Linked DNA regions of Homo sapiens: region 1 is linked to region 2. Evidence: chromatin loops called from intact Hi-C (ENCODE). Cell type or tissue: ovary. All regions are shown on one strand. Links, peaks and the distances in the headings refer to the core of each region. The heading gives the core; the rest is flanking DNA.

Evidence for each region. A loop is a pair of places that touch in the nucleus more often than their neighbours do. Peaks named below come from ENCODE experiments on the same cell type or tissue, not always from the same donor. Only the 100,000 strongest peaks of a DNase experiment are listed, where the experiment ranks them.
Region 1: a loop joins it to region 2, with 1.8 times the contacts of the local background. A loop is called at or near these places in 24 of 110 quality-filtered maps.

What each region holds. Positions count from the first base shown.
Region 1 is chr1:27,570,564-27,582,669 of GRCh38, reverse strand. The region is part of intron 3 of AHDC1 (AT-hook DNA binding motif containing 1); the gene reads left to right. Among named protein-coding and RNA genes, the nearest start is that of AHDC1, 28 kb to the left of the region's middle. RefSeq lists an enhancer at 696-1,225 and a silencer at 6,618-6,757. In ovary, for the core only: a CTCF peak has its summit at 7,243; DNase peaks (open chromatin) are centred at 6,615, 7,069, 7,429 and 10,196; H3K4me3 peaks cover 1,428 bases; H3K27ac peaks cover 7,247 bases.
Region 2 is chr1:27,522,814-27,534,919 of GRCh38, reverse strand. It overlaps LOC105376892 (a long non-coding RNA gene), which reads right to left. Exons shown (of 2, transcript NR_188658.1): 2 at 4,200-4,634. AHDC1 (AT-hook DNA binding motif containing 1) reads left to right here. Exons shown (of 9, transcript NM_001371928.1): 9 at 4-675. Among named protein-coding and RNA genes, the nearest start is that of WASF2, 39 kb to the right of the region's middle. RefSeq lists enhancers at 5,358-6,072, 8,962-9,051, 8,980-9,618, 11,530-12,106 and silencers at 6,462-6,821, 6,842-6,951. In ovary, for the core only: a CTCF peak has its summit at 6,732; DNase peaks (open chromatin) are centred at 5,629, 6,808, 7,629, 9,279 and 2 weaker places; H3K4me3 peaks cover 1,781 bases; H3K27ac peaks cover 7,209 bases.

The sequences.
Region 1 (12,106 bases), core at 2,507-10,506, 48 kb before region 2:
GTGCACACTTGATGTCAGGCACTTTTCTAGGACACACAGCAGTGAACAAAACAGACACAAATCCCTGCCCTCAAGGAGCTTACATTTAGAGGGTAAAACAGACAGTTAATGTAAAAACAAGTGAAATAAATGGTCGTTAGATGGTGATATGTACCAAGGAGGAAAATGAATCAGAGAAGGGGCATTGGGCATGCCCACATTACAGGGTTACTGCAGTTTTAAATCAATGTACAGATGGAGGCTGTTGTTACTCTTATTTGTATAGCAGGTTTTAGTAGAAAAAGCACCTTCCAGTTTACAAGGCAGTTATTCCTTGTGAGAATCAAGTGAGATACAGGTATTGCCATCCCAATTTTATAGATAAGGACAGTGTGGCTTGAAGACAACAATCTGACTGAGTCAAGAGTCATGACTTTGAGGACAGTGCTATACCTGCTAACTCCCTGTGGGATTCGCTGTTCTGTTCCTGAAAGTCTAGAGGATAGATGAAAAGAGATGATGGGAATTGGAGGGGTGTGGGCAGTGCCGAGGTGGGTCAATGTCCAGGGATGGAGCTGCGCTGGAGAGCAGGGGCAGAGGCCTGTTTCCTGGAGCCAAGCCTGGCCAGCTTCTGCTGGTCTGGCGGAATCAGGGTGAGTTCAGAGGTTGGCTGGACCCAGAGGCAATCCCAAGGGCATAGCAGGGGAGGCCTGAGACACTGTGTGATTGAGCAAAGGGGCAGAATCTGTCCAGAACGGAGTGAGTGTGTGGGTGGTGTTGAGACTCAGGGGAGGGGAAGAGAGGAGAGGAAGAAGTCAGCCCCGCTGACCAGATGAGAGAGAACAGCCAGGAGGTTGGTGGGGCCAAAGCTGGCTCTGAAGGCCCCTGAATGTCAGGCTAAAGACCTTGGCCTTGATGTTGTCGTCAGCAGTAGGGAGCTGTTAAAGGTTTCAGGGCAGACACGCAGAGTCATGAGAATGGGATTTGAGGAAGATGTAGCTAGCTCGAGGTGGAAGAGATTCAGAGGAGGTGACTGGAGGTGGGGGAGCCCACCAGGAAGCTGTCATGGCCAAGTAGGTGAGACATGATGAGGTCAGATCAGAGAGACCACTTGGACTGGAGGAAGGAGTAGGGCCTGGGAGAGGATACCCCTGGGTTCTGGCCTTGGATCTGCCCAGATTTTCTGAGGGTCCCTTCTTTATTACACACCTCTATTTTCCCATTTGGATTGAACTAAAGGCGTGCCTGCCTTTTTTTTTTTTTCTCTTGGTTACCATTTTGGCTAAGGACCCATTTTGAGAAGATGATGAGACCTAGGGGCTTTCTCTCCAGAAAAATTTTTTTTAAAAATATATTTTTTTAAAGTTTTGAGCCTGGGCAACATAAAAAATTAAGTAGCCAGGTGTGATGGCACATGCCTATGGTCCCAGCTACTTGGGAGGCTGAGGTGGGAGGATTGCTTGGGCCCAGGAGGTTGAAGCTGCAGTGAGCTATGATCACGCCACTACACTCCACCCTGGGATACAGAGCGAGACCCTGTCTCAAAAACAAAAACAGGCGGGACGTGGTGGCTTACACCTGTAATCCCAGCATTTTGGGAGGCTGAGGTGGACAGATCACCTGAGGTCAGGAGCTCGAGATCAGCCTGGCCAACATGGTGAAACCTCGTCTCTACTAAAAATACAAAAATTAGCTGGGCATGGTGGCATGCACCTGTAATCCTAGCTACTCGGGAGTCTGAGGCAGGAGAATCGCTTGAACCCGGGAGGCGGAGGTTGCAATGAGCTGAGATGGCACCACTGCACTCCAGCCTGGCGACAGAGCGAGACTCCATCTCAAAAAAAAAACCCAAGTTTTTGGTTGGTTAAAATGTTGTGAGGTTTATAAACCTGTGAAGTCCATCTATGGAACTAAGCTAGATGATCAATAGTAATAAAAATAGCAGCTAGCATTAAATGCTTATTATGTGCCAGGCACTGGGCAGAGCAATATACCTCATGATCTTGTTAAAGCTATACAACAACCTGTGAAATAGTTACCATTTTACAGACGAGAAAACTGAGGAGGCCTAGAGAGATGAAGTGGCTTGCCCAGTCAGGGTTGGAAGTTAAGCCTGGGCTTGTCAGATCCAGACCCTGAGATCTTAACCACAAAGGTTAGCCAAGGATTCTAGGATTCAGGAAGAAGAAATGGCAGGGAAGGGGACAGGTATGGGAGGGTTTTCAAAGAAAGCCGTGGAGATAGCAGAGCAGGAGAAAAGGGAAGAGGGGTAGTGGTGCCAGCTCAGCTCTGAGGAGAGACGACGCATCAGGTAGTTGGAGGTAAGGGGCTGGAGATGCGGATTTCATTTAGAGCCCCCTGGCCTGGCTTCCAGAGGGCTTGGTATCTGTCCCACATGACCCCCAGCTAAGTGACCTGCTCTGGAGCCTGCTGGGAAGGGGTGGAGGTGGGGCCACTCTATCTCTTGGCCTCATTATATTTTGCCCCCTTGTTCTGGAAGGGCTTACCCCTAACTCTTTGACTCAGCCTCCAGTGCTGTCTCTGGAATCTACCCTCCCTCCCACATCCCAAGGCCATCAAGAAGGGCCCATGGGCCTTGATCTCTCTAGGGGAGTTAAGAAGTAGAGACACCCTTTCCATCCCAGAGAGGAGTCCTGGGGCCCATCTGCCGAGATCAGAGTAGGATTTGGAACCCAAGCACCAGGGAACCAATGTTAGGCTCTGGTTTTAGATCCTGGCGGGCAGCACTGTCTAGAACCACAGCAGGAGGTGATCTAGATTAGACTAGGCCATGGTCTTGGGCTGGAATCTAAATTTATAGTGGGTTGGATTTGTTGCTCATCTAAAATGGTCATTCTGGAAAGTAAAAATTTTAGACTTTGTAAGCATTCAGTCTCTGTCATGAGTAGTACTTAACTCTGCCATTGCACCTTGAAAGCAGTCATAGACAGTGCATAAGCGAATGAGCATGGCTGTGTTCCAATCAAACTTGAATTATAAAAACAGACAACAGGCCATGGACCATAGTTTGCCAACCTCTGATCTAGAACCTTATTCCTCCTGAGGGGTGTGTAGATTTTAAACCTAATTAGACAGTGATCTAAGCAAACAATGTTGACATGTCAGGCTGGAACCTAGATCCATGGCAAGTTAACATGAAAGGTGATCTATAGTCACACTCTTGCTGGGATCTAGATATTGGGGATTGATGAACAAGAAATGCACTAAATAGTGTGTATAAAGCAGACTAAGCCATCATCTCTGGCTGAACCTAGATTCACGGAAAACTGGGGTGGGGTGGTGTGGGGTGGTGAGATTTAGACTAACACATAAGGCTGTGGTCTAGATATGAGAAAGTGAGTGAGCTAAAGTCACACAGATACGGATCCAGAGAAGGCAAAGCTTTAGTCCAAAGCCAGAACCCACAAGACCTAGAACACCAGCCTGGGCAACGTAGTGAGGCCCTGTCTCTACAAAAACGTTAAAAAGTTAGTTGGGCATGGTAGCATGTAGTCCCAGCTATGCAAGAGGCTGAGGTGGGAAGATTGAGCCCAGAAGATTGAGGCTGCAGTGAGCTGTGATTATACCGCTGCACTCTAGCCTGAGTGACAAAGCCAGACACTGTCTTAAAAAAAAAAAAAAAAAAGATTTAGAACAGGACTATCCAGTAGACACATAATAGAAGCCATATATGTGTCCGGGTGTGGTGGCTCACGCCTGTAATCCCAGCACTTTGGGAGGCCGAGGCAGGTGAATCACAAGGTCAGGAGTTCAAGACCAGCCTGGCCAACATAGTAAAACCCCGTCTCTACTAAAAATACAAAAAATTAGCTGGGCATGGTGGCAGGCACCTATAATCCCAGCTACTCGGGAGTCTGAGGCAGGAGAATCTCTTGAACCTGGGAGGTGGAGGTTGCAGTGAGCCGAGATAGCGCCATTTCACTCCAGCCTGTGCGACAGTGTAAGACTCCGTGTCAAAAAAAAAAAAGAGAAGCCACATATGTAATTTAAAATTTTCAAGTAGCCACATTAAACAAAGTAAAAAGACATAAAAGGAAGTAAGTGGAATTAATTTTAACAATTTATCTTTCTTTTTTTTTTTGAGAGGGAGTCTTGCTCTGTTGCCCTCACTGGAGTGCAGTGGCACAATCTCAGCTCACTGCAACCTCCACCTCCCGAGTTGAAGCGATTCTCCTGCCTCAGCCCCCCAAGTAGCTGGGATTACAGGTGCCCACCACCACACCCAGCTAATTTTTGTATTTTTTGTAGAGATGGGGTGTCACCGTGTTGGCCAGGCTGGTCTCGAACTCCTGACCTCAGGTGATCCACCCACCTCGGCCTCCCAAAGTGTGGGATTACAGGCATGAGCCACTGTGCCTGGCCCAACAATTTATCTTATATAACCCAATATATCCAAAGTACTAGCATTTTAATGTATAAGCCTTATAAAAATTATTAATGAGGTATTTTATATTTAAAAAATACATTAAGACTTCAGAATCTGGTGTATATTTTGTACTTACAGCACATTCCAGTTCTGACTAGCCACACTCACATGTGGCTAGTGGCTACCATGTTGGACAGCACAGATTTAGAAACAGGCTTTTCTTTGGGACCAGGGTCCAGAGGAGTTATGAGCCAGAATAATCTGGAACAAGTAGGGTTGTACTCGCCAGAGGTTACACCCTTAGCAGACTTGAACTGGGTGTAGTCTGACTGCCTGGGAGAACATCTGGGCTGTGGGCTGGGGAGTCAGGGGTTCCCTCCCCTGGAGTCTTAACTCCCTGGCCTCAGGTGGAATCTCTGTTGGGGCTCTGGCCTCTCAGGGTATTCAGTATCACCTCTGAGCACTGGCCCCCAGTTCCTGTCCCTTATCCCAGTGTCACCTCAGTCTTGTCTGGCCTGGCAGGTCAGGGGGAGGGGAGCAGGGTGGCAGCTGGACCCTTGAGAGAGCAGGAGCTCCACCCCTCCGAGCCAGCTGCTGCCAGCCTTCCTGGACTGACTCTGTGGAAACAGGGGGCCCAGAGACAGAAATAAACTGCCAGGTTTCCGGGGCGGAGTGGGGGGCCTGCCAGTCTTTGTGCTTCCTTGCTTGGGAGTGGGGGGAGCAGGAAGCAGCTCCAAGCCCTGTCCTAGGCTGTTCCCCCTGTATGCCATCTCCCCTCACCCCCAGATGCCCCTGCCCCCATGGCTCTGAGGCTAGGCTGAGTCTAGAATTTGATGGATTAGTGAAACCTAGGGGCCCATAGTCTGGGACTGACACTTGGGAGCAGAGAGTGGTCCTTAGGACTCTGGTCCCAGCTTGGTGCCCATTTCTAGAATCCTGTCCTGGGGGCCCCTCTAGCTGCCGCACGGCAGGAGCTGAACAGATTCAGAGGGCTGCAGTGGGGCAACCGACCAGGAGCTGAATGATTTGTATTGGATGCCCACGTCTGTCATTCACTGGCCAAAGGCAATTTTCTTTCCTCATTTATGATCCTATCCCCGGGTCTCAGGAGGGATGACTGTGTCCTCCCATCCCTTCCTCTTGGGCCTAAGCTTCCCCATCCGTTGTGGGATTTGGACTGTGAGCTACTGGAGAGGGAGTGAGGGACAGGGACAGAGTAGCCAGGAAGAATGTTGAGGGATGCTGTCTGAAGCTGCTGGCTTTGTGACAGGGGCGCTGTCACCAGTGCAAGGTAGGGTACTGGTCTCTGTGTTCATGTCATGACGGTGGGTGCTGGCGTTGGGGGGTGTGGGCAGGCGGTGAGCACTGGGATGCACTGTATATATGTGTGTGTGTGAGGTGCTAGACTCAGGATGGCCAGTGCCTAGACAGGGCCAGGGTCACGGGTCACCACATGCCCAAAAGCAGCCTCCACTGTTGTAAGGGTGACACTGGTGTGATCCCCCCATGTCCCTACGGGTAGATGGAGGTGGGAATGGCCCCAGTGGAGCTGTTGAGAACAGCCCCTCATGCCTGGAACTGGGACCAGAGCAGAAGGGGTCCCCAGGGACTGCCTGAAAGGGAGGAGGGAAGCAGCAATGCTTGTCCTGCCTGTGTCAGGGTGAACACTGTGTTCAGTGGTTAACGGGTTCTGGAACCAGAGTTTTTCTGACTTTAGGCTCTGACATTGTGTGACCTTTGGTGGGTCACTTAACCTTCGTGAACTTCAGCTTTCTCATTAACAAAAAGGGGATAATATTACCTACTTTATGGAGGCCTTATAATTGAGTTAGCGCATGCTAATAATGCAGGGCAGGTGCCCTGTGTTAGCAGTGACCATTGGGTAGTCGCTAGGCACAAATAGGTGGTCAGTGAAAACGCATTGTTCAGATGTCCGGACGCTTTCCCTGCAGAGGGCCTTTTCAGACCCCTTCGTTTTAATAAGGAAAACGGAGGCCCCCAATTGTGACAGCGTTTTGCCCAAGGAGAGGCACACAGCAAACAAAACCTTTATATGGCACCTACCCTATAAAGCCGGGTAGCTCAACCCCAATTTACAGGTAAGGAAATCGAGGCCTGTGATTGGCCGCCGGTTCACGGTGGCGCTATCCAGTTAGGCCTCAGTCCGCCGCTGCGGAGGGAGCGCCGGGCCGCCAGTGCTCTCTGCAGGAGGGGCGTGCAGGTAGCGGGCGCCCTGGAGCCACTGCCCGAGCCAGGCACGCTATTAATAACCCCGCCACTCAGCCGCGTCCGAGAGCGCAGGTCCGGACCGCTGCCGGGCGCCTCCAGTCCCCGGGCCGGGGCAGAGCCCGAGCCCGACCCGGATCGCGACGGCCCTCCCCTCCCCCCGCCACGTGACCCCGCCCCCCCTCCCATTCAGCGGGCAGCAGAGGGCCCGGCCTGGCGGGCCGGGGGCCAGGAAAAAGCCGAAAACACCGAGGCCGGGCCGCTCCCCTCCCGCTCAAAATAGCCCCCGGTCGGGGCTGCCACGCATTCCGCCGGGCCCGGGGCGCGGGAAGGGGCGGCCGGCTTGGCCCCCGCCCGGCCAGACGTGGCTACCCGGCCGGGTTGGACCGGGTGGGGGCCGAGGGCGGGCCGCGCGGCCGGCCGGCATGTGGCTCTCCTTCGGGGAGCCTTGGCAGCCCGGGCTGCGCGCTGCGCGGGGATGATGGAGAGCTTCTGGAATTTCCTGCAGCTGGAGAGCGCGGCCGGCCGGGGGAGCGAGCTAAGCGCGCAGCTCGGGCAGGGGCGCCTGGCGCCCGACCCTAGGGGGCGCCTCCGCGGCGAGGGTGGTGGGGGGAGACCTCGCCGCCCGGCCCCAGACTGCGGGAGTGGAGAGAGCACCCCTCGCCTCCTCGGCCTCTCTTTTCGGGTCTGGCGGGGGTCCAGTCCCGCCCCTCCCGGCTTGCGCGGCGGAGAAGGGCCAGGTGCAGGCAACGCCCCTCCCCCAGCCGCCTGGTTTCCCTCTCCGCCCGTCACCTCCTCCAGGAGCCAGAAACTCTGTGGCCTCATCTGGGAGGGGGGCGGAGGTGGCAGGGATCAGTGGGCAGCTTAGCCTGCCAGGTAGCCCCAGAGGCGGCGGCGGCGGCGGGAAAACTCGGAGGCGGGCTCTTCGGGCCCTGAGAAGTGCTGGGCCTGCGGACTGGAGCTTCTTGCTCCAGCCAGAGGAATCTGAGGGCTGCTAGGAGGGAGGCAAGGCAGTCTTCTCCCAGCATGCAGCACCCCCGCCCCGCCTCCCAACTGCGGAGCCGATGTGGGGGCAGATGTGCTGGGAAAATCCTGGATAATTTTCCCGACGGCGACAGTAGCTTTCTTTGAGAGCATTTCTGCACCTTGCAGGCCCCAGAGTCCAGAGAAGGGCCCCGGGATGGGAGGGGCTTCATTTTACAAGAGCCCTGAGAATCCAGGAGTAGGTATGTGACCTCTCAGGGCTCACTCTTGGCACTATGGCTTGGGGAAGGAAAGAGGTCTACCCTGCCCTTTGTTGGGCAGGGGAAGGGACGCTTTCCCACAACTTTGTTCCCTTCCAGCACCATTTGGTGCTCTGTAAACTGATGAACCTTTTGGCAACTCAGCAGGCATCTTCCCCATCTGATGGTGGACCCTTCTCCCCCTGCCAGTGGCCCTTGTTCAGTTCTGTTTCCTGCCCCCACCTAGCATACTCTCACCATGGTAAACAAAAGCAGTCGGGATAGGCACGCTTCACCTATGCCACAGTTGCCACTCGCTGGCTGTGTGACCTTGAACAAGTCCTTTTACTCCTGAGTTTCCCTTTCCTCACGTGAAAAACTAGATAACACTAGATAGGCCATGGCCTTGTGGTGGGGCTCAAAGTTACACAACATTTCAATCAGTTAGCATAGCATCTGCACATAGTAAGGGTGGGAAATGAAGGGCACCCGTGTGACATCCAGCCCCATCCTGAGGAATAGAGGTAGCCCCCAAAACATTTGAATTCCCTTCCCCTGCACCAAGCCTGTGAGATTTCACTTCCCAAGGTCTCTGTCACACTAGTCTCCTCACAGTGCTCCTTTTGCCTTCCACTGGGGGTGGGGCGGGGGCTGGCAGAGAGCTCCAGGCTGGCTCCCCAGGGGATGGTCCAGGCAGGCTGTGAGGCTGGTGGAATTCTGCTTTCCTCTTCCTCTCATCTCCTTGCTGACCTTTCACTCCATCACTGCCAGATACCCAGATTCAAATTCAGATGCCTCGGGGTTCCTCCTTAGCCCAGGATGTTGGGCCTGGGCCTGTGTCAACTCCCAACCTCTCCTATCCCCAGTTCTCCCTGTTTCCTGTTTGATTGGCCTTCCATGTCCACTGGGAAAGACCCTGGTGTACTGGAAGGAGCTCAAGGCCCCATTTGTTGTCTGTGTGAACTTGAGCAAATTACCCTACCTCTTGTGAGCCTCAGTTTGCTTTTCTGCAAAATGGAGTTGAAATAAAAACTACCTGGCAGAACACCTCTTTACTCATGCATCGCAGAGGCTTCCTGGCAGAGATCTACGTAAATAATAAAAGGCAGGGATGCCCTGGACCACAGAGGGAACTTGCATTCAAGGCCAGGTATAGGGAACTTTGTAACCTTCCCTTGCCTTTGGTTTGGGGAGACAGCTCTCTGGGGCGCTGGGATAGGAAGTGGAGCAGGAATGAGCATCCACCAGCTCTTTTTGGCAAAGCCTGGATCCCACCAAATTTATGTGGCCCAGATTCCAGGGCTGCGAGGTGCTCATGTCTTTGGATGCACTGTTGGGCAGTTCTCATAAACTCTCTAGGACTACAGATTCCCCTCCCAACTAGTCGGTTCCACCTCCCTCTGCCTCAGAAAAGCCTTTCTGGGCTAACTGTACCCTACTCCCCAGTGTCTTTACCACACATAGAGGGCTCCCACTGGGGAACTATGAAAGAAAAGGGCAACCAGGAGTTCGGCTGTGTGACGTTAGGCAGGCTGCTTCCCCTCTCTGGGCCTTGGTTTCCTTCCTCCTGCATAGCGAAGGAGGTTGGATTAGTGGCTCCCTAAGGCACCTTCTAGCTCTGACAGGCTCCAAGCCTGTGTTGACTGATGTGTCCTAGGAGATAGGCGCACACAGAGAACCAAGTCAGCTCGGAGATTCCTGTCAAGGTATCCCCACCCCACCCCCAGAAGGCTGGAGTGCCTCCCTTCCTGAGACACACCCTTCAGGGATACTGGTGGAGGTTGTGGTGGATGGAGGGGGCTTATCACCCAAGCCAGTGGCACCGCTGCTTCCCTAGGTCTCTGTTGTCTGTGGAGAGGCCTGTGCATAGGAATAAGAGCTTGTGTCAGGCGGGGCTGTGAGACTGTGTGCTTCTAGGGGAAGGGAATGTGTGTGTCAGTGACCAGTCGGCCTCCAGGGAATTGGGGCATGGCGCACAAGACAGCTAGCTCATGGGTTGGTGTCTCCAGAAGAGCGATCGCAGGGGCGGTGTGTTGAGGTGTGTGCAGGACAAGGAGGCTGGCAGTGGGAGGGAGGAAGAAACATCCATGAAGCAGAGAGCCGGGCTTTGGGTCAGGACAGGCTCCTCAGAGAGGCTCCAGCCTCCTGGGGAAGCGGCTGGAGTCAGCACAGTCCCACACTGCGTGGTTTTGCCTGCACCTGGGTTTGTCAGTTGTTTATGGATGTTGAGCTGAGTGGCACTGTTTGGAATTGGAGTTGTCATGTACTGTTGTGGGGGTATCTGTAGGGGTGTTGTCAGGGCCTCTGAACAGTGCATGTGTGGCTGGCTAGGGTACGGACGTGTAGCTGTCCAGAACAGTGTTGTAAGGCAGTAGGCAGCTCCTGGCCGTTTGGGCTGCTATCAGATGTCAGGTTGTACTGGGACCATCCGGTGGTGTTTTCAGGCTGTGAGTGAATCCTGGCCATGTTTTGGGTGCCTCTTCCCTTCTATCTTTGTACAGAGGGGGGCCCCAGGACACCTGGAGGGAGGTCTCCTGTCTTAATCAGTCCCTCCACAGGTAAGCAGGCAGGCAGCCTCAAGCCCCCTCACTCTCAGTAATTTTACCACGGTGCCTAAGTCAGGAACAGGCGTGAATTGACCTTTTAACCCCTTCCCCACCACGGGATTAGACTCTGTTTCCTGTTCAATCTCCTCCAGAACCAATTCCACCCCGTCTGGACCACCCCCCAAAATGGATAAGCAACCCCCTCCATTTCTTTTCTCCCCCACCCCTGTCAGGCCTTGAGTTGGGGGGCTGAAGGCCAGGCTGGTGCAGGGTCTGGCAGGAGCTGAGGGCCCAGGTGGGAGTGATAAATATTGAAGAGGAGGGATTTCGGTGTGGGCTGGAGCAGCTGCAGTGGTTCGAGTGTCACACTATCTCTCCCCAGGTTTACTGACCCATTTCCATTCACGCGGCTGCTGGTTTCCTAGCAACGGCAACAGTCCCCCCAGAACAGGCGGAGTGTGTGTCTGCCATTAGCGACTGCCGCAACTGTGTCAAGGTTACCCCGCTCCCTGCAAACCCACCCCGGCGGGTTTGTTTTCTGCCAGCGCCTGGCACACACCATGCCAGCCTGGGAGGGGGAGGGGAGGGGGCTGGGGGCCAGCCCCAGGGCTTGGGTGAAGTAGGGGGCCGAGGAGGAGCTGCTGTTCCCGGTCCAGTGGGAGCCAACTTGGACTGAGGCCGAAGCAGCCACCCCCCCCTCCTTGGCTGGTGGAATTCCTGAGCCTGAGGGGAGCAGGGGGTGGGGCTGTCCCTCAGCCCTGACCCCCGAGATTCCAGAGCCTGGGGGGAGGGCTGTGGGCCGAGGGGGCCTCCAGGAAGCCTGTCCGGTCTGACCCCACCTGACTTGTTCTGCTCCTGCCCTGGCTTCTTCCTCCTCCTGCTGCAGCTCAGGGTTCTGCTCCGCTCCAGGCTCTTTGTCCCAGCCTGCCTCTGTGCCTGGTCTCCCCCATCAGACTCCCCAGGGCAGGGTTGTATTTCTCCTGTTGGACTAGGGGTTCCTGAGGTTGGGGTTCATAATGCCTCCTTTCCTTCTCCACCCTCAGCACTAGCTCATGACTATTTTTCCAAATGGCATGGGAGATGAGATGGGACATTTGGGGTGGCAGAGAATACTAGTGGGGACTTTCTGGATACCCTCATTCCACCACCGCTCGCTAAAGGAGATTCTTCCTACACTCCCTCCACCTGGCAGCCCACACTGGGTCTGGCCACAGGAAGTAGAGTACCCTGCCTTTTCTTCCTGAAAGTCAGGCTGCAAAGGGTTAAAGGAGCTCTCCCACCCCTTGCGTTGGTATGTGAGCTCCCCCAGGCTGGGGGGATGGGAGAGTGGGGGGGTCTGTCACCTTATAGCCACTCATGTGGTCAGCTCAGACCTGACCAGTCACATTCCTGCCCAGGAGGGCTGGGGCTTGAGGCAGAGGGGCAGGGGCAGGGGCCTGGAGGGGGCTGGTTTGCAGGAATGGAAAGGGGGAGCCAAGAAGCTGGGGCAAGGGGCTGCTGGGCAGTATTAAGATACATAAAGCTTGAGTCCATCTCCTCATTCCTCTAGGCCTCAATCTCCCTATCTTTCCTCCCAGTTTGCACCCCCTAAAACCTTCCAGTGGTGCACATGCCTGTGACACAGGTACAGACCTGGTCCCAGTTCTAAACAAAGAGAAGAGTGTGGCCAAGGCAGTTTCTGACATGCAGGGCAGCTCAGGGACTTGTTGGTAGCCTGCAGTGTGACTTTCTGGTGCTTAGGGGAG
Region 2 (12,106 bases), core at 2,711-10,710:
CAGCTTTCAGAAAACCAACGCCAAGATCCCTCCCAGCGTCCACATCGTCCTCTGGCAGGAGCTCCTGCCCCTCTGCCTCCCACCCTGCCCCCTACACCCCCTGCAGACCCATCTCCCTCCACCCCCTCCCACCCATCTCCTCCACGCAGAAGCCGAAGGTGAGCCCTTTCTGCACAAAACCAGCAATTGTAAATACTTTTTAAAAATGTACAAAACTTAAAAACAAAACACAGTTTTAGAAAAAGACAAAAAAAAAAAAGAGAGAGAGAGAGCGAGAGAGCGAGCGTGTGCAAGAGGTTGCGAGCGGGGCCCCGAGGTGTCCAGAGCCCCTGCAAGTATGCACTGAGAAATTTATCTACAGGTCGTTTGACAAAAATGAACAATATCCTATTTATTGTATATACTGTTTTATTATAAATCGTGGATTGTATATTGCATTCTGTAAACCTGCTGTGGTCCCGTGGTGTGCAAATTCGCATGGTGGGGGGGAGGGAGAAGAACCTCTTGCGGGAGCTTTTTTTTTCTTTCTTATTTTTCACTCTTTTGGGTTTTCTCTTCTGTTGTTGTTGTTGTTGTTTTCTGTTGGCAGGACACACCCAAAGATCCAAGTTTGTATTAAAAAGAAATGAAAAAAAGCAAAAAAAAAACAAAAAAAAAACAAAAAAAAAAAACCAACCTTGTGTCTTGTGAAAGGGGGAGTGAGGGTGGAGGGAATGGAAGGGACACCGCTGGGTTTTGTCACCAGCTACTGGTTCTCCAGAGGAGTTGAAATACCTACACGTGTTCCTGGCCACTGAGTTTTCCCTTCTGCCTGAGATCTGGGTTCCCCCTCATTTCACTCCAGGCCCTGCGTCTCCCCTGCCTCTGAGCTCCCCACTCTGCTGCCGAGGACATCCTGGCCCTTGATCATGCGTTCAGTCCCAGGTCCAGGGATTCTGCCTCTTGGACCTCCATTTTGTCCTAGGTCCTGGGTCTCCTCTGACTCTCCCTATATTCTATCCCAAGTCCAAGGTCTCCCCAAATGCTGGGTTTCCTCTCCCTGAGGAACCTCCATCATGGGGCTCCTGCTTCTGGACCCCCTTATTCCATCCAAGGTCCCAGGTCTCTGCCTCGAGTCCCTTTGTGTGTCCTGTGTATTCATGGCCTTTGGGCCTCACAGTTCTACTCTGGTTCAGGGACATCTCTCTTGGCGACACTCATTCCGTCCTAAGTCCCGGAACCCTCATGGGGCCTCCCTTTCCCACTAGGATTGGAGTGCCCCCCGTCTATGTATCTCCCATTTGCCCCAGGTCATCAGTCTTCTCTGCTTCCAGGCCCCTCATTTTACCCCAACACCCCCACATCTGCTTATGCAGAACCTGGGATATGACGAGGCCAGTCACCCCAGTGTTGCTCTGCCCTCCCCTTTCTGTCTACCCTGAACTCCAAATGTTTCCTCCCTGCTTTGGTAAACTTTGGAAAAAGAAAACTCCTAACCCTGTGCCTGCGTCTGGTGGGCCTGGAAGAGCTGAGCTGTTTCCTGATCCCTGACTTTGGGGACCTCTTGGGTGTCCTTGCCCAAATGATGCCCACTTTGGCCTCCCTGGTCTTTGGGAAGCAGTTTTTCCCATAGACCCATTTTATGTTTAAGTTCTGCTGAGTGTGGCTTCACGTCCCTCCTCAGTGAAGCTCAGGGAGATGCCAAGGGATCGTGCCACGGGGCCTGCCCTCCCTGACCCAGCCAGCTAGGCCCTGGCCTCAGGAGAGTCAGAGGAGCCCGTGGTCTGAGGAGGAAACACACCTTCTGGGCACACCTGTCTGGAAGAGGCAGGAGGACTCAGGTCACAGTCCCCTGAAACTGTTGCCTCTGTGCTAGATGCAAAAAGCTCATCCACCCACCAAGCCCCCTCCCTACATCCCCCAGACTCAGAGATGAAGACATTACCCCACGCTTCCTGACTGCTGACGGGGAAGACAACACTACACTCAAGCTAACGATGCAATATGAGCTGGAAGTGGGGGCAAGAAGCAGTGAGACCCCCTGAGAGTTAGGGAGGAGGGCTTCTCTGAGGAGAAAGCTTCTACAGAGCCAAGCCTAAGGTGCTGGGCAGAAAAGTGAGGGAGTTCCTGGAGGAGGAAGAGGATGTGCAAAGGCCTAGAGATGCGAAAGGGTAACAGGAGGCAGGAGCCACAAGCAGTTAGCTCTGTTGGGCACACGCTGTGTTTAGGGAGGGGAGAGGGCTTTGGCAAGGTCACTCTGGGTAAGGTGGAGGCTGGTTGGAGCGGGTGGGCAGCATCAGAGAAAGCAGTGGATGAGGCTCAGATAGGCCAACCGCAGAGAAACCTGTGTTCAGCCTCAAGAATCACCCGCAGGGAGAAAATGCCTGTGTTCAGCGGCTGCTGAGGAAGAAGAAGAGACTCGGGGAGGCTGTCCAGGTGGGGCAGGCCGGGCCCAGTTGGCTTCAAGGGAATCAGAGTGGGGCCTGGTGAGTCCGGCTGAGGGCTCAGAGGAGTGGCGGCCCAGAGGAGGTTTCGGGGAGGGGAGGAGACAGTGGTGGATTGCTCAGTGGAAGGGACTGGGGCTCAACATGAGATAGGTCTTGAGAAGGGGAGGAAGGGCAGTGAAGGGTTGTGGGCCCCAGGGCTTTGGAACTGGGGCAGAGAGAGGAGACCCAGGAAGGAAGTGGGAGTTTGACGGGTTGATTATGGCACAGTGAAGGGGCCCCTTAACTCGAAGGGAAGATGGGGGTTCACTATGAAGAGAGGGGCATAGGGAGAGGGAAGTGATGGTAGGAAGGCTTGGTGAGAACAGGGGCTCCAGGAGATGGGAACGGAGGGGCAGCAAGAGAATGGGCGCTCAGGAAGGGGAGGGGTTTCAGCCTAGGGCCTGCTGCTTAGTAAGGGGTGAGGCAGGCTGTGGTGTATTTTGGAGACCAGACTCGGGAGATGGACCAGGGCCTCTGGGATGGAAGGTTCTCTGTGCCCTTAGTTAAGGGCAGCAAAGACCCTGCACAGTGTATGGTGCAGGTTTGGGGCACACCCTGTTTTGATCCGTTCTTTTCAGAGGTCAGGGCCCTACCACCGCCCCAGTGCCACACCTGATCCCAGAATGCATCAAGGCAATGTGGCTCTCAGATACGTGGGTTTCGCCATCATTTATTAAACACTTCCCTGAGGCGTTTATTCTTCAGAACAATCTTTGAGGTAGAGAAAGATGCTCACTTGGTTTACAGATGAGAAGACAGGTTCCCAGACACAGAGTAAGGGACTGGTCCAAAGCTCACGTGGAAAGTGGCAGAAGTAGGCTGGCCTAGGCTTTAGGCCCTTCCTTTATTTTTTTCCCCCTTTTTGTATTTTTCTTCTATTTCTGCTTTTTAGAGATGGTGTCTTGCCATGTTCCCCAGGCTGGTCTCAAACCCCTGACCTCAAGCAATTCTCCAGCCTTTGCCTCCCAAAGTGCTGGGATTACAGGTGCGAGCCACCACGCCCAGCCTTTTTTTCTTTGTTAAATTTTTTTCCTGCCTGGTGCGGTGGCTCACGCCTGTAATCCCAGCACTTTGGGAGGCCGAGGCGGGCAGATCACCTGAGGTCAGGAGATCGAGACCATCCTGGCTAACATGGTGAAACCCCGTCACTACTAAAAACACAAAAAATTAGCCGGGCGTAGGCGCAGGCGCCTGTAGTCCCAGCTACTCAGGAGGCTGAGGCAGGAGAATGGTGTGAACCCGGGAGGCGGAGCTTGCAGTGAGCCAAGAGGGCGCCACTGCACTCCAGCCTGAGCAACAGAGCGAAACTTCGTCTAAAAAAAAATTTTCCCCTTTCCTTTTTCTTTTTCTTTTTCTTTTTTCTTTTTTTTTTTTTTTTTTTATCCCAAGACAGAGTCTTGCTCTGTCTCCCAGGCTGGAGTGCAGTGGCGCAATCACGGCTCACTGCAACCTCCGCAGTGGCAGCAATTCTCCTGCTTCAGCCTCCCAAGTAGCTGGGATTACAGGTGCCCGCACGCCCAGCTAATTTTTGTGTTTTTACTAGAGACAGGGTTTCACCATGTTGGCCAGGCTGGTCTTGAACTCCTGACCTCGTGATCCGCCCACCTTGGCCTCCCAAAGTGCTGGGATTACAGGCGTGAGCCACTGCACCTGGCCTTTCTTGCTTTTTCATAACAGTTTTAAGGCGGGGCGGGGGGCGGAATCTGCTTATAAAATCCAAAAATTAATCCATTCTATAATTTAAAAATTTTTAATAATAGATATATGGCACTTATATATGCCAGCTGTTCCAAATGCTTTGCATATGTATTAATGCATTTGGTCTCCACCAGAATCCTATGAGGCTTCGTTGTAATGATTATTATCCCCATTTTACAGACAGGAGACTCAAGTGCAGAGAGGTAATTTATGAAGACCACTCAGTGAGTACATTCAAACCAGAACTTACTAAGTGGTGACACCAGAGTTCAGACCAAGCAGTCTGGCTCAGAAGTCTGTGCTTCACTGTACAGTTAAAAGTGAAAATCCTTGGGCGCAGTGGCGCGCGCCTGTGGTTCCAGTTCCTTGGGAGGCCGAGGCAGGAGAATCGCTTGACCTGGGAGGCATAGGTTGCAGTGAGCTGAGATCGCGCGACTGCACTCCAGCCTGCGTGACAGATCCAGACTCCATCTCAAAAACAAAAAAACAAACAACAAAAAAAGTGAAAATCCTCTCTACTCCCATCCCTGGCTATAACCCCTGTGTCAACACTTGTTAGTCTATTCATGTACATAAGGGGTTCTAGATCCTAGAAAGGAATTGCCTGGAGAGCTTCAAAATGCCGATGCCCAAGTCCTACCCCAAAATATTCCGATTTTATGGGTCTGGGGTGGGGCCTGGGCATGGGGATTTTTGAAAGCTTCTTGGGTGGTTCCAACACACAGCCCACTGGATAACCTCTAATTGAGCTGTTGAGCTGAGTGTCACACACACCTGTATTTAGTGTACTGTCCTAGGTGTGTGTACACTGTGATATCCATTAGCGTTTTTCACTCTGAGTGGCTGTCAGTTACTATGGGTTCTCCCCCACACCAGAGACCTGGTATGAACATATTTATTCAAACATTTCTTAAGCACCTTCCAGGCACCGTCGAAGGCACTTGGGGAGTCAACAGTGAGCAGGACAGTCAGGGGCCCTGCCTTTGAGTGTCTAATCTGATGGAATTGACAAATTTAGTCATGCGTTTTTCCCTGTGAGTAGCAGGGGTTCGAGCCCCTCGAGGGTTGCTGAGAGGGGGAAAGAGGGGTGGACATCTGACCCTCACACCTTAGGACGGGGAGAGACTTTCTGGTGTGGCTGTGTATGCTGGGTCTTCTGGCCCTGTGTGGATGAGATTGAGAGAGGGAGGCCCAGGGCATGTTTCTGGGCTTGAATGAGTGTGGCTGGCTGTGTGGCATGTGTGTAAAGGTGTGCATGATTTGGGCCTGTGAAAATGTGGACGGTGGTGGTGGGGAGAGGAGGTTTTGAATGGAGGGGGGCTGTGTACAAGGTAGGCACTAGCCCAGTGCGTCACACAGATGCGCACATGCATGTACACGTGTCCACACACACACAGCCAGCTGTGAGGAGGAGGCTGGCTTCCAGTCCCAGGGCCAGGAGAACTCTGCTTTGGGTATGTGGGGGAGGCACAGCTGGGGCTGGAAACTCTAGAGTGGGAGGGAGGGAGAGAGGAAGGGAGGCTGAGGAGCCGCATCCTTGATCTCTTCTGTTTCTGCAGTTCCGGACGCCGTGCTCTGGGTCTCTGTGTGCCTCTGAGTCTCCCTCTCTCTAATGTCCGGATCTTGGCATCTCTGTGCCTCTCTTCTCCGTCTTGGGCTTTGAGGCTGATCACGTGACTGGATCTCCACCTCTCCAGCCTACTTGGCTGTGTCTCCCTCCATGTCTCTGTCTCTGCCTCCATGTCTGCCTCTGCCTCTGCCTCCGTGTCCTTCCCTGTCCTTGCCAGGTGGGGGGAAGGGGGCCCAGTGCTCAGGGAGCAGGTGTCGGCTCACTCAGGCAGCAGGGAGTGAAGCCGAGGAGGGCAAAGAGCCAGCAGCCCCTGGACACACAGCCACACTCCAGGAGACGTGGGGCACTCACAGGAACACACAGTGATATGCATGGAGAGAGGGGCTCCTGAGGGCACTTACAGGGACATAGACGTACAAAAGTCCACACACAGCCACACCCGAAACACTCAGGGATGCCAGACAGATATCCACGGGCCACACACAGACACAAAGGCGCACACACAGGTACTCATTCTGGCACACACGGACATCCAGAGTCGCCGACACACCCAGGGCGTTCCTCCTGGGGAAAACCCAGAGACATGGACGCGCACACGGACACACACACACCCCTTGGGCTCGTACAGACACAGATACAGAGGCACAGGTACGCTCGGTTAACTGGCAGTCACTCAGGCACTCGGGGCTAAGGAGGCAGATGAGCACAGACAGGCACAGACCCTCCAGGACAATCGGAGACCGACATAAAAGCACAGCAGGCCGGCCGAGGGACCCACTGAGGGGCACACCCAGGCGCGGGCAGAACGTCCTCAAGGACACACTCCTCCCTCGGGCCTCACTCTGGAGCACCTGGGGACACGCCCATGGGCGGCTGCACGGGCGGCAGGACGCCCCAGCGCACCTGGCGCCCCCGGCGTTCCCCTAGGCGCCCGAGCCGAGTGTGCGTGCGTGCCCGTGCGCGCCGCCACCTGTGGGAGGAGAGGTGCGCGCTGCGCCCGGGGCTGCCCGCCTAGCGCTGCGCGGGGGGAGCTGTTGCCATGGCGCGCAGAGCGCGGCCGCATACTAATGGGGCGGCCACGGGCGCTGCCCCCACAGCTGCCCCCCTGCCGGCCGGGCTCCCTCCTCCAACTCCTTCCTCCGGCTCCAGCCAAGTCACCCCGGGGCTGGCGGCCCTGGCCCACGCACCCCACCCGGTGGGCCTGAGCCCCTTGCCTAAGGCCTAGGGGCCCTCGCCTCCCCTTTCCCGGCAGAGAAGTCCCAGGCCGGGCAAAGGGCGGCGCTGGGGCCGGCGAGGGCGAGGGCGACGGCGAGGGCGAGGGCCTGGGCGCTGCGGGGGCTGCCTGGCCCGGACTCAGGCACCAAGCGGGCACGGCAGCTGGGAGCGCAGGTGCTGCCCTGGAAATGGGGTGGTTGTCCTGGGAGGGGGCGGGACAGGGGAAATAAAGGGGGAATTTAACCCTTCCTTCCCCCAGGCTTGGCTGGGGAGGGGAGAGGCCTTGACCAAGCCCTGCGCCATCTGCCTCCAGCGTCTCTCCAGTCCTGGTTGTGGCTGCACTGAGGGTCCCCATCCCTCAGGACGTGCTCCTCATCACTCCAGGCCCTAAAGTGACTGGTGAAGTTAGGGGTGTGTGAAGTGCCCCAGGACTAGGTGGAGGGGGTGGTGGCACGTGAAGGGTTAATACGTCCTCATACCTTGATTCCAGTCCCGGAGCTGCCCTGACCCCCTACCCCCTCAGTCCCGCTGTGTTAATTGGCGCGGAGGGGTGAGGCCTATCCTGGCGTGGGGGGAGCCAGCAGAGGGTTTGCAGGTAGAGGCAGTGGGAGGGGGCCTAATGGAGGGGGGAGCCAGGCGGTTGCCTAGCAACCCCACAGCTGTCTGTTGACCTAGAAGAAGCTGCGCCGTCTTGACACAGCTGGTGTTTACATGTAACCGAGGCTCTGGCTTAGCGCTTGCTTGGAGGAAAGCTGAGGTAGGGCCCTCGTGGCAGCCTGGCCCCGGCCCCCGGCTGTCGTGGGCTCCCTGCCTGCCTGCCCTCTTTGCTTCAGCTCCCACCTGAAGTCCAACGGAGAAAGAGTGGGAGAGCAGATCTCAGGGTTGCAGGCTGTGGGGCTGGGGAAAGTTGCTGAACACACACACACATACACACACACACACACACACACACACACACACACAATGCCTGAGGCCTTCCACACAGAAATGGTGGGAGATTAGGAAAAGCAGAGGCAGATTCCAACCCACATGGAAAACACCAACATACAGAGGGACACGTGGCCCTACAGACCTGCAAAATCAAACTGACCTAGGCACGCAACACAGGCACGGAGGTACCGCAGACATAATGACAACCAGGAAGACAGACACACAGACACACAGAAACATGGTAATTGAAACACTGACACACAGATGCACCTACATACACCTCCATACACAGAACAAACAGGCACTGACCTTCTGACAGAGACACACACCCGAGCACATTGACACACAAACAGAAACCCCCCATGGTGACATCAGCAACTCCCACATGAATGCAGAGTCCATCCCTGCTAGTATCTGCAGGCCTGCACAATGAAAGGCAGAAACCCACATACACAGTCATCCATGTGCACACACAAGAACACAGAGAAGGTCGGGTGTGGTGGCTCACGCCTGTAATCCCAGCACTTTGGGAGGCCGAGGCGGGCAGATCACCTGAGGTCAGGAGATCGAGACCATCCTGGCTAACATGATGAAACCCTCTTGCTACTAAAAATACAAAAAATTAGCCGGGTGTGGTGGCACACGCCTGTAGTCCCAGCTACTCGGGAGGTGTCAGAGCGAGACTCCGTCCCCCCCTCCAAAGAAAAAAAGAACACAGAGAAACATACAATACACTCAACTTGTACCGATTGACCACAGTGCCCAAGGCAGGCAGTCGCTGACACCACTGATGCAGGCAGGAGCCCGACATGTGGAGAGGCACAGGTCCCCAGAGGACCACGGGCCCTGACATGTCCCACCTGCACCCACACAAGTACCCATAGCACAAACACGTGCCTGCCTAGGGTGTGGTGTGGGCAGAGCTGAGACTCCTCCCTACCCACAAGCTCATCATCACAGCAGATCTGCCCTGGGGTCAGAGGGCCCTAGTGGCCCCAGAACCAGAGCCCAGTGAAGCCCTGTCTGGCCTGGGCTGCATCCGTAACCCTCAGGCTTAGGGAGGAGACAGCACCAGCCTTTTCCCTGGGAGCCCCTGGCCTGAAGGAGACAGAGCTCTGTCCCCTGGAGTCCCTGGATGGGCAGAAGAGGCACAGACCTGCTCTGTGGAGCTCCAGTCTGATGGGGGCCATATCTCCTTGCCAGGTAGACAGACACACAGACACACACAGCTCCTGGGGGGTTCTTGAGGGCTTCCTGAAAGAGGTGAGCCTGAAGCCTGGCTTTGGAGCCCAAGAGGAAAGGGGGAAGGGTGTGTACGAAGGAGGGCCTCCCTTCCTTCCCCTGTGCCCCGCCCCCTCATCCAGCAGTTCCTCCTCCCCGCAGGGCCCAAGGGGCCGGCTGGGGCCCCACAGTCCCATCAGCCCAAGCAGTGAGCAGAAGGAGGAGAGCAGATATTTTTAGCTTCTCTGCCACTGACATTTCGCAGCAGGCGACCTGGGGTGAAGCTGAGTGAGTGCTGAAGGCTGGGAGAAGCCGACAGCGCCTTCCCACCCCCATGTACAAGCACACACAACTGTGCATGCACACAGTTGTGTGCAATGCTCACAGACGTGGCCCAGCTTCAGGTACACAGTCACACGCCTAGACACACATGCACCTGTGCACGTACTTGGTTCATAGGCCACTTATGCTAGAAACCTCACACACTCAAGACACAAAAAATTTATCCATTCACACACCCAGACACACACGCACGATTCATACACCTAACACACTTCCCACACCCTGCCAAGCATGCACACTTTCATTCATCATTCATTGGAGAAATATGTATACAGTGCCTACTAAGTGTTGGGCCCTATTCTGGACACTAGGAATAGATTAGCAAAATAGTTAGCAAAATAGATAAAAATTTCAGTCCTAATAGAGTTTACATTCTGACAGGGGAAGTTTGACAATAAACAAAAAATAAAAAATAAAGTATAGCCTTAAGAACCACAAATATAGGCCAGGCACGGTGGCTCGCACCTGTGATCGCAGCCCTTTGGGAGGTCGAGGTGGACAGATCACTTGAGGCCAGGAGTTCAAGACCAGCCTGGGCAACATGGCAAAACCCCGTCTCTACTAAAAATACAAAAATTAGCCAGGCGTGGTGGCACACACCTGTGATCCCAGCTACTCGGGAGGCTGAGACACGAGAATTGCTTGAACTCAGGAGGCAGAGGTTGCAGTGAGCCGGGATCCTGACACTACACTCCAGCCTGGGTGACAAGAGTGAAACTCCATCCAAAAAGAACGACACATATAACCTAATCCCCCAAAATACACAACCGCACATGTGAACAGCTTCCTAATATTCACTGCTCCACAAATACACACAACTGCACACACAACCTACAGGCAAGACTCATACAGGTAACTCCACACATATACCTCAAGACAATTACAAACATGTATACACATCCACACTTATATGCAGTTACACATTTAACATGTAAATACTTAAGCAATTCAAACACATGGTACATATTCATCCAGACACACACACACACACACACACACACACACACACCACACACAATTGTACAGAGCTATACAGTTCACCTGCCTACATACACAGGATACAGCCTCCCCAAGAACATGTAAGGCAGGTTCACACAAATCCTTCCACACATAGACAACCACTCCCTGCCGGTCATAGACACACATTCCTGCAGTCCTTCCCCTCCCCACTGAAATCCCAGCTTGTCTGCCACTGGGTCATGTATGTTCATAGGTGTCCACACAGAGTCCTAGCGTACTCGCAACCTCACGCACACTCTCAACAACCCTGCTGCAAAGAGACCACACACACTAAGTCAACGCATGCCCAGGTTCATGCCCCCTAGGTACCTGCAATCCCCTCCCTCCTTTTCCCATGAGGGCAGTTCGGTCACTGCACCCCACACCTGCACCCCGAATACTGACCCCAGGACTCCAACCCAGCTGCCCCCAGGGTTTGGGGGTTGGGCCCAGACCCTACAGGAGCCCTGGGGTCCTCTCCCCAAGGCCCCAAGAGGCAGGACTCAGAGTCTCTGAGCTCAGAGCTCGCCCCTGTGCCCAGGCTGGAGGTGGAGGTAAAGGGCAGCCTGGGCTTCTCAGCTCTGCCGCCAGTGCCCTCCCCTTGCTCTTCTCTCCTCCTTCCTCTCGTCTCAAATTCCTTTCGTTCTGTTTCTCTGTCTCCCCATCCCACCCCTATCTCTCCAATAGCCCTTGGCCAAAAACCAAGCCCTCTTCTCTTCCGTATTCTGCCAGAGGGTATTGAAGCCCTGTGACAAACAGATGGACTAACAGGCAGACAGACATATCACTTGGGCAACAAAAGCAACACAAAAAAGAGGTCGTTGTCATATCCCGAAGACCTGGGAGGAAGAAAAGATAAATGGACCAAGGGAAAGATAAGACTAAGTGGCCCATGGGCCAACATGCACAGCTAGGAGAAGGAGCCCTGGATTCCAGTCCTGGTTCTGCTGTGTGACCCTGGATCAGCTGCTGCTCCTCTCTGGGTCTTTTCTGCCTCTGTACAAACAGGGAGTTGCGGTAGGTGTTTTTTTGAGGCAACAGGACTCTCAAAGACACTGCAGCAGTTGTATAAACAGGGAGAGGAGCTGGGGGCCTTGAGGGCCTGGTTAGAGCCATAAAAGCCCCTCCCCAGAGGCTCTCCACAGCCTCTTCCCCGCCCTAGGCCTGGGCTCCAGTCTGGGTTGAAGCACCAGAGGCCAACAGCACCCCCTGCCCCCAACATGCATAAACACATGTGCTCCTCCGAGACTCAGCTACTTCCTTTGCCCTCTCTGGACCTCAGTGTCCAGGCTTGTGCATTTAGGGGCTCAGGTTTGGGCTCTGTGCCTATGAGCCAGTCTATGTGTGCACTGTCTGTCTGTCTGTCCGTCTGCCAGCAGCCTTCAGGCGCCAGGAGGGGAGGCAGCAGTGGAAGGTGGGGGCAGGGAAGGAGGTAGCGTTGACAAGTTCCAATGTCTGGCTTTCCCTCCTGGAAACCCCGAGCTGGGGCTGGCCCCCCCTTCCCTTCCTGTCTCTCTCGCTCAAGCACGTCCCTTCTAAGAGCCCCTCTCTGCAGACGCCCCCAGTGGAACCAAGCCCAGATTCGCTGCCAAGAAGGCCGACATTTCTTAGACTTGCCACGTTAAAGGGGCCTGCACAGGCACGCACTCAAATCCCCCCCTCCATG